3 separate regions of the Homo sapiens genome follow, and regions 2 and 3 are each linked to region 1. Evidence: chromatin contacts called from ENCODE Hi-C data. All regions are on one chromosome and are shown on one strand. The core of a region is the stretch at or near the end of the contact, and the rest is flanking DNA. Distances in the headings are between cores, read along the strand shown. Region 1 holds the start of SP8 (Sp8 transcription factor). Region 2 holds the start of HOTAIRM1 (HOXA transcript antisense RNA, myeloid-specific 1). Region 3 holds the start of PRR15 (proline rich 15).

Region 1 (3,031 bases), core at 11-2,510:
ACGTTGCAGCTGGCGGAAGAAGAGGACGAGGAGCGTTTCCAGGGGTGGAAGCCTTTGCCGAAGGAAGAAGAGCTGTCCGAGAGGGAGGAGGGAGACGGGCTGGGGCTGCCTATCTTATTACAGGTAGCGGCAAGCATGGCCAGAGGAGTCGATCCCAACCTCGGTTCTTCCTGCGAGGAGGAGAGGAGAAGGAGTGGGGGAGGGGAGGTGGGCAAAGGGCCGGTGGGGGAGGAAAGGAAGAAATGTGCATCAGTCCTTCGGTAGCCTCCAAAGCGCCCCACTGCACCCCATCTCTCGCTGCGGCGCGCCGCCACCAACTCACCTGGCACCCCCAACAGCCCCGGCGCCCGGCCGCTTCCTACTCTACAGGAGGGGACAAGTTTGGCTGCCGGCGTCTGATTCGGGAGCAAGCACCACGCTAAAGAAGAGTTTGACAAGTATTCTCACCTAAAACAACACTCTCTTGCACACAAAGCCCCAGACACTTCGTAACAAACAAGCAAAAAGTCCAGATTGGAGAGGAAGGAAGTTTTCTTTGCCGAGAAGCCTGGGGGAAAACCATTGGATTGCTTTTAAGAGCGCTTCCCTGTAATCCGGAGAGCTTTGAAAAACCTGTTCGGGTCCCCAGAAACCCATCCTGGGTTGTTTCTCCCAGGCCAAAAGAAATCAAACTGTAGGGCTCACTCTTTCTTCCTGCTTTTCTTTCTTTCTTTTTTTAAAAGCATATCTACAGTAGTAAAAACGAGACGAGTTCAACGTACCTGCGAGACAAGGCGGGCTGCAGAATTTTTTTTTAAGGGTTAGGGGAAGAATCTGCACTTTGCCCAGAAGGAAAAACTTGCTCTCTTTACCCCCGAAATCGGTGCCTGTAAAATGGGCTGGACGCAGGTCTCCCGGGCAGGGAGCAGCGAGGCGCTGCGCGGTGGCTTGTCTAAATGCCCTTCGAACCTTTTCCTGCGCTGAAAAAAAGTGACTCTGCCCCCTTCTCCCCCTTTTTCTTTTCTCCAAACTCACTTGTATTTAAAGAAAAAAAAAAAAAGCTCTCAATAGAGAGACTGATAGCCCGTGGCCTGGCCGGGGCGACTTTAACCCCCTCCAATCGGCAATAAAAGGAAACTAATTAAACCAGCAAGAGAAAATCCTGAGACTCACCCCTAGAAGTGAAGTTGCCATCACACAAAAGTGCCCTCCTCCTCTCAGAGGATCTTTTTTATATTGATAAATCAGAGGCAGTGTTTTTTTTAGAGGTGTGCAATACAATGATCAGTTCCGCCCATTCCACCACAATTGTAGCTCCCTCTCCGGCTTTGAAGTGCCGCGGAGGCGCGGCCAGCCAATCTGCGGCCTCGCCGGGCCGCGCGGCGCGCGCGCCGTGAGGTCATCGGCGCCGCCGCCTGCCGCCGTGGTGGAAGGGGGAGTGGGAGCGGAGGGGGCGGGGGCGGCTGCGTGTGTTACAAAGCGCAAAGCGCGCGCTCGCGTGTATGAGTGTGTGTGTAACAATGTAACTGTGTGCGAGTGTGACCAGGCGTAGGAGAGGACAGTGCGGAGACTGGAGGGAGGGGGGATGGGGGTGTGACACCGTAACAGTGACAGTGTGGTAAAGGCGGGGAGTGGAGAGAGTGCAGAAAAGGGAGGGTTGTGTGATAAGATAACTGCGTGTGCGACAAAGCGGGGTAGAGGGACAGAGCAGTTAAGTGTTGGGAAGGGTGTGAGTGTACGGTAGTGTAACTGACAAACCTAGGGAGGGAAGAGGGACTCAACTGGGTGGGGGGTGAGTGTGTTTGGTGTTGGGGGAGAAGGAGGGCTGTGAACATGTGTATTTGTGCGACAGAGAAGAGGGAAGGGTGTGTGTGGGCGCTTGTGTTGTGTGCGCGCACCAAAGCTGGTAGTGGGGAATGGGAACAATGCAATAAAGTGTGTGTTTGTAAGAGAGAGACTGTCGAGCTGAAGAGAGAAACCGACTAAGTTGATGGAGGCTGAGTGAATAAATATTCACAAACGCTGCCCCTGTCGCCAACTTCCTTTGGCTCCTTGTACCTAAAATCTTGAGTGATTTTTTTTTCTTAACTTGGTAAACAGCGTCACTACATTTTTGAAGAAGATCTTTAAACCCACCTTTTCTTTCCCGGCTCTCCAACGAAATAGTAGAAAGGTTGAGAGGCTAAGGGTTATTTTTAGGGATGCGTTGGGACGTGGATGCGCGCCTGCGCGCCCATGAGTTGTTTCTTTGATGCCGTGGCTTTTTTTTTTTTTTTTTTTTTTTTTTTCCCTGAGGTGGAATTCTGCTTTAGAAGTGCACGTCTCACTCTAGGGGAGGAGGTGTGTGTGTCCCGTGGTGTTGAGTAAATTTCAATACAAAAGGATTAGATAGAGAAGAGAGTAAGCGAGGGTCGTTTTTTCTTTGGGTAAGAAATTGAAGAGCGTTTTACGGAATTTAGAAATTTTCACAGAAAACCTCACTGCCTCTTTCTGAGAAAAGAATCAGGACTTTGATCGAAATATATGGGTTCTATTTATCTAAGAATAGAGAGGAGCTTTTGACAAATCTTGGACATTTATCCAGGCGTCAGTGTCTAATGGCGATTGGGCCAGAGATCTGTCTATGAGTGTGTGTGCATGTTAATAGATACACTTAGTTCAAATTCGGTGGGGTTTAGTCATTTGCTTGCCATTTGTGTTATTAGTTGCCTTCAGAAATGCCATTACAATTTCACTGCCACCACAAGGGAACTTAAACCGCAGAAAGCACAACACCAGTGTAGCAAAAAGTCCAGTCTTTGTAGCCCTATTGAATATTCATAAGTTATAAAAACAGTTCATATTTTTAACCAGTTACAAGTGCTCTCAGAAGTCTAATTTTAAAATGGAATTAACTAAAATGTGACTAGCTGGGCGAACTGTTTTGTTTTGACTGGGAAAACATTTTTATTTTACTGTTGTGTTTGAACCCCCCTCAAGGATTTCACAGCTTCTAGGGATGTCAAAAAATCTTCCTAGGGTTTACAAAATTTCGAAGTCAAGTTGTATCGTG
Region 2 (2,988 bases), core at 237-2,736, 6.3 Mb after region 1:
GCGGTTCTGGAACCAGATCTTCACTTGGGTCTCGTTGAGCTGCAGGGATGCAGCGATCTCCACCCTGCGGGCGCGCGTCAGGTACTTGTTGAAGTGGAACTCCTTCTCCAGTTCCGTGAGCTGCTTGGTAGTGAAGTTGGTGCGCACCGCGTTGGGTTGACCCAGGTAGCCGTACTCTCCAACTTTCCCTGGGGCAAAGTGGGAAGCCATGAGACGGAAATGTAAAAATTTTTAAATCGACTTGAGATTCCCCACACGCTTCATGGCAACACTCAGGTAAAGAAAAGATCAAGAACTCAGCACAAATCGGGCTGTGGAGGGTGAGTGATGAGGTGTAAAGTGTTAACCTGATGTAAACCATTAGCATGGTCAGACCGGTGATTAATGGAGCCTCAAGATATTAACAGAACACTACCGTCACAATAACCACCCCCACATACTTCCTATTTCCCAAATGTATAAAATCCTTGAAAACACACCAATCCCTGAGACTTCTTTGCCCCAACACCTCTGGGCACCCTCTCCATGCACTACAACACTAGTCTGATACAAAAGCCTTTTAAAAAAAAGATCATTATTAATTTCCTTGGAAATTAAGCATACCAGCTCCTTCCAGAATAATCAAGGAGCATCCACCAACCAGCAGGACTGACCTGTTTTGGGAGGGTTTCTTTTGACTTTCATCCAGTCAAAAGTCTGCGCTGGAGAAGATGTCTCCGATGCGGGGGAGCGACAGGCTTCTTGGTGGCTGGCGTGGAGAGGGGACAAGGAGTTATTATACGTAGCCAGGGCCAGGCTCTGGTGCTCCTGTCCATATGAGTGGTGAATGTATTGAGGCGAGCCCACCGCGCCCCCAGCATAACCCTGGTGGTGGTGGTGATGCTGGACCATGGGAGATGAGAGATTTCCAGAGTAAACAGCGGGAGCGCACTGGGGGTACCCACCACTTACGTCTGCTTCCTGATTTAACGCGTAGGGGCTGTAAGGCGCACTGAAGTTCTGTGAGCCATAGCTTGGACCACAACTTGAGTGGGAGTAGGACACCCCCAGGTTCCCGGAAGTCTGGTAGGTAGCCGGCTGGGGGTGGCGATGGTGGTGGTGGTGGTGGTGGTGGGGCGAACCGATCTGCACCCCCCTGCCCACTAGGAAGCGGTCGTCGCCGCCGCAACTGTTGGCGCTGACCGCGCACGACTGGAAAGTTGTAATCCTATGGTCCGAGGGGTAGGCTCGGGCTGAGCAGGTCCCCGAGTCGCCACTGCTAAGTATGGGGTATTCCAGGAAGGAGTTCATTCTTGCATTGTCCATCTGTCACTGAGTGACCTGGTCCTGCGAAGCCCGGCGTGACTGTGCCAACTTTCTCACTTCCTCCATGGGGCCGGAGAAGAAAAATGATATGAATGTACAGTGCGCAAGAGGGGGGGCGGGAGGGCGGAGGACGCTGGAGGAGGGGCACGTGACGGTGTCAGCCAATGGCTGAGCCTCCTGCAAAAGTTTGCCGGCTTCCGCAGTGATGGATCACCGTTTTAGTGGCATTTAAATCCCCGGCGCTCCGCCGTCTAGGTGACGCGCAGTCGCCCCCCCAGGCAGCCTAGGCGGCGGCAGCTGCTGCGGCGACTGCAAAGGCCGATTTGGAGTGCTGGAGCGAAGAAGAGCAAAAGCTGCGTTCTGCGCGCGCCCGACTCCGCTGCCCGCCCCGCCAGGCCTCCGGGAGGTGGGGGCTGGGAGGCGTCCCCCGCTCCCGCCCCCTCCCCACCGTTCAATGAAAGATGAACTGGCGAGAGGTGAGAAGGGAAGAGGGCTCCCGGCTCTCTCGGGGCGGGAATCAGTGGGCCAGAGCTCGCCGGGTGGCCGCAAGTACGCCGGCCCAGCCCGCAGCGCGCCCAGCCGGAAGGCGGGGAATCCGGCTGACACCGCGCCCCGGGTTCCCAGGCCACCTCCTCTGTTCTGAGGCTGGGCTGGGAGACCGTGGGGCTGTGAGGAGCGCATAGAACCGTGGTGGAGGGCGAGGCTGGGCCACCGGCTCTTCAAGCTCGGAATGGAGGGGGAAGAGCGCAGAGGGCTGGCTGGGAGGAACTCGGGTGGGCGTGAAGGAGACGAGGGCAAGAAAAGAAACTTCCCTTCTTCCAGGAGGGTCTTCGAAACCCTCTCCCCACAGCCCCTCTCGTCATTAGCATGGCAATGAGGAGTTTCTGTAATTCGACTTGGAGGGGCGGATGAGCCCTGGAAACTCAGAGCTCGCCGGAAAAGGCCGGGGGCGGCCGGGCTCTTCTTCCCCACCTTCCCTCTCTCGTCGCTCTCCGCCCCTTTCTCTTTCCCACTCAGTTTTGCACCGGGAGCCCTCCGGGATGCGGAGCTACTCGACCGCCGGATTTTTAGGGGTAGGAGGCGGGGGAGAGAGATGACGCTGGCGGACGTGGCCAGCGCGGGGGCCGGGCGGTGCGCTGCAGGCCATCTGCCGGCGCCCTGAGACCCAGGAGCCTCCGCGCTCCCGCGTGGGCCTCACAGGGCCGGTCCACAGCTCCAACATAGTAGCTGAACTCCCTTCGTTGCGTTCCTCTTTTTCTGGAGGGGAATGTTAGAAGAGAGAGAGAGCTTCCTTTTATAACCTTCCTCATTCTGCTGCACGTCTAGAGTGGGTGTGGGGGCTGGCAGGTGGGAGGGGCGGTGGACAAATGGCTGATGGTGGACGGGACACTTTACCCCAACGACACCTCCTCCCCTTTCCAACTGGCTGTGTAGTTGCTTATGAGAACCTTCAAGTCCTTCCCTAGAGAGACACATGCAAATCTGAGCCTCATCCCAGGCCAGGGGTCCTGTTCCTCATCACCCTACTTCCCTGAGGCTGCTGAGGTCGTTAAATTGTTGTTTACTATTAGGTTTCACGTCAACCCTGGGCTTGTAGAGAGAAAAAGCCAAACGGAGACCAAGAATTGATGCAGTCTTGGGTAGGAGAAATCGAGAGCTTGTCCAGGAAGCTTTGCTGTATAA
Region 3 (2,913 bases), core at 197-2,696, 8.8 Mb after region 1:
CTACACCCACCTTGTTTTTTATTATTATTTTTAAGTAGAGACAAGGTTTTGTCATGTTGGCCAGGCTGGTCTCAAACTCCTGGTCTCATGTGATCCACCCGCCTCGGCCTCCAAAGCGCTAGGGTTACAGGCTTGAGCCATCTTGCCCGGCTGTCTTTCACTGCTTTTATACTGCAAACAGTTTTCACAACAGAGATGCTCAGTTGCTCCACACCCAGTCCTTCAGGGGAGTTATGCTTGCATATGAGCTCAAGGAACATCAAAATCGTTTTTTGAAACAAGAGCATCCTGGAAGATGAAGCAAGCTGCACCTCTGCCTTCATTAGTGAAAATGCCCTGTGCCAATATCTTTATGTCAAATGAATAAAAAGTACTCTTGGCCGGGCGCTGTGGCTCACGCCTGTAATCCCAGCACTTTGGGAGGGAGGCCGAGACGGGCGTATCACGAGGTCAGGAGATCGAGACTATCCTGGCTAACACGGGGAACCCCGTCTCTACTGAAAATACAAAAAATTAGCCGGGCGCAGTGGCGGGCGCCTGTAGTCCCAGCTACTCGGGAGGCTGAGGCAGGAGAATGGCGTGAACCCGGGAGGCGGAGCTTGCCGTGAGCCGAGATCGCGCCACTGCAGTCCAGCCTCGGCGACTGAGCGAGACTCCGTCTCAAAAAAAAAAAAAAAAAAAAAGTACTCTTATGTGACCAGGAGTGCAATCCCCGGTTCACTTCCTGCAGTGGCTCAGGGCTGGATTTACACTGCCCTCGTTGGGTGGCTGTCCATGGACTTCCAGGCCTGAAAGAAGGAAATTCACATCCTCACTGAGTCGTGTTAAGAGTCTCAGACTGGCAGGTTGTGGTGGTTAAGACCGTAGAAGCTAGAGTCAGGCCCCCTGGGTTCCAACCCTGCTCTGCCACGTACCAGACAGGCAAACCTGAGCAACCATTTTCCCGTGCTAGGGTTTCCTCGCCTGTCGAGTGAGAATAATAATAATAACAATACCTACCTCCTAGGGTTGCTGTGAGAAATAAATGACAATCCACAGAAAGCGCCTGCAACGGCGCCTGGCTGGCAAACAGCGGACTTGTTAATTACAGCCTTTCAACTAAGGGCGCCTGAAACTCGCAAACATTTTGCTCGGGTGTGGATTCGCTCCCGTTAGTTACAAACTTGGGATCCCGGGACCCGGAAAGCAAGGGGGAAAAATAAATCGCGATGGGGCCAAGGGACAGCTGCTGCGGCAACTTTTACCCAGCGGAGCCCACCTACAGCCTCAGCCTCCGGGTCTCAGGTCTCCGCCGTTTCTTCTCAAGGAGTCGGTCGGGGGAGCGGCACTGCACAGCTTTTCTCCAATCAGACACCTCAAGGCTGGCGCCTGATCCAATCTCCTCCCCTGGAGGGTGGGAACGCGAAGTTCCTACCTGCACCTGTGGCAGCGGTGACCGCCTCCTGGGTTATTTTCTTTTCTCCCCCAGCTGCCCCAGGGTTCTGGTTTCCCGAATCACTTGGCAAATAACCAGCAGGTGGGCAGATGTCTTTTTTGCGTTCCTACGGACGCGTAGGCAAGTTCGATGCGCCGGAGTGAACAGCCAGGGTCCCATCTCTCAGCCGGCTCCCGGGCGGTGCTAGCAGGGAAGAGGGACGCGCCGGCGAATGAAACACTACTAGCCCGGAAAGCCGCCCTGGACCTTCCACCCGGGCAGCGAGTCTGGCGGCCCCTCGCCGCCGCCCCCTCCGACCAGAACAGACTGCGCTGCGAGCCCCGGGCTTCCGCCGCAGCGCGCAGCAATTGGAGGTGCCAGAGGAGACCAGCAGCAGCACTTGATTTAGCTGGGCTGCGGGAATTCCGACCTGTACACTTTCCAGAAGCCTGATCTCTCCAAGTCCGCGCCCAGGGACTCGAGCCCCGGCTTCCAGGTTGACCCGAGCGCGCCCCCTTCGTGCTCTCGGCCGCGTTCACCGCGCGAGGCCTCCGGGTCCTGTTAAGCCCGAGCAGGTGAGCGACTGGGGGTGGTTCGGCGTCCGCCGAGACAGAGCCTGGCCCCGGGGGTCACCCTGGGGTGCTGCCTGGTACCTCCCAGGTACCCGCCTCCCGGAGCCCTAAGAGAGGCTGAAAACCACGGACGCTCCAGGACTCCGTTTTCTGTACTTTTGAGTAATTTGCCATCTTTTCCTTGCGCAATTCGTACAAAGCCCTTCCGTGCTCACAAAGTTGATGATTGTGAAGAAGAAAATGTAGGTTAGAGGAGAGGAAGCAGCATCAGGACACCTTACCACCACTGTTAGTAAATGACTTGGGGGTACGGGTTGCTTTTCCGATCTGCAAAGTAGGAGGGAATGGGATGTTTGCAGACGCAGTTGCTAATTGTGCCTGAGGGCGTGGGTGCCTTTTGTACCGAAAGAACTTTTGGCCGTTTTTTCTTGTATTGTTTTCAAGTCGCTGCCCGAGTGTGTCCTCAGGGCATCCTGGGGAGGAGCCGGTGTTGCGGTTTCGGGGCGCAGCCGAGGCCGCCCCGCCGCCTCCCGTAGGCGATCAGACTTCCTCTCCCTGGCGGTTCCGGGAGGAGAACCTCCTACAACAAACACCGCCGAAGTTTCCCTCTCCAGCGCGATCGCCAATCCCAGGAGCGCCCGGCGCGTGGGCTGGGAAGGAGCCGAGCGGAAACCTGGAAGTGAGCCGCGGCGCAGGCGAATCCTGCCGTTGCTGGTGGCAGCGCCCAAGAGACCCCGCACAGAAAGTGGGCTGGGAGTCTCGCTTGCTGTACCCGCACCTAAGTGCTCAGAAGCGGCCTTTCGCTCTGCAGAGGGGGGGTCTTAGAAGCTTGGGGAAGAAGCACATTGTTTCGGAGTTCCTTGTTGCGTTCTTTCTCCTTGGGAGGAGGGAATTGCACAAGGAAAAGAAGAGAAGCCTTTACTTTGT

The links. A loop is a pair of places that touch in the nucleus more often than their neighbours do. Pooled maps may share reads with other maps.
Region 2: a loop to region 1 is called in a pooled map, with 12 times the contacts of the local background. The contact joins the promoter of HOTAIRM1 here to the promoter of SP8 in region 1. A Hi-C loop is called at or near these places in 7 of 50 pooled maps.
Region 3: a map with no recorded cell type shows a loop between it and region 1 (10-fold over the local background). The contact joins the promoter of PRR15 here to the promoter of SP8 in region 1. A Hi-C loop is called at or near these places in 2 of 37 single-sample maps with no recorded cell type and 2 of 50 pooled maps.

What each region holds. Positions count from the first base shown.
Region 1 is chr7:20,785,626-20,788,656 of GRCh38, forward strand. SP8 (Sp8 transcription factor) reads right to left here and starts at 1,261. Exons shown (of 2, transcript NM_182700.6): 1 at 1,153-1,261; 2 at 1-170. The coding sequence starts at 1,173.
Region 2 is chr7:27,094,608-27,097,595 of GRCh38, forward strand. It overlaps HOTAIRM1 (HOXA transcript antisense RNA, myeloid-specific 1), which reads left to right and starts at 1,487. Exons shown (of 2, transcript NR_038367.1): 1 at 1,487-1,781. HOXA1 (homeobox A1) reads right to left here and starts at 1,393. Exons shown (of 2, transcript NM_005522.5): 1 at 654-1,393; 2 at 1-188. The coding sequence starts at 1,305. RefSeq lists enhancers at 1-481, 1,363-1,657, 1,783-2,355 and a silencer at 1,710-1,879.
Region 3 is chr7:29,562,389-29,565,301 of GRCh38, forward strand. It overlaps PRR15 (proline rich 15), which reads left to right and starts at 1,447. Exons shown (of 2, transcript NM_175887.3): 1 at 1,447-1,989. It overlaps PRR15-DT (PRR15 divergent transcript), which reads right to left and starts at 1,303. Exons shown (of 2, transcript NR_183550.1): 1 at 1,000-1,303.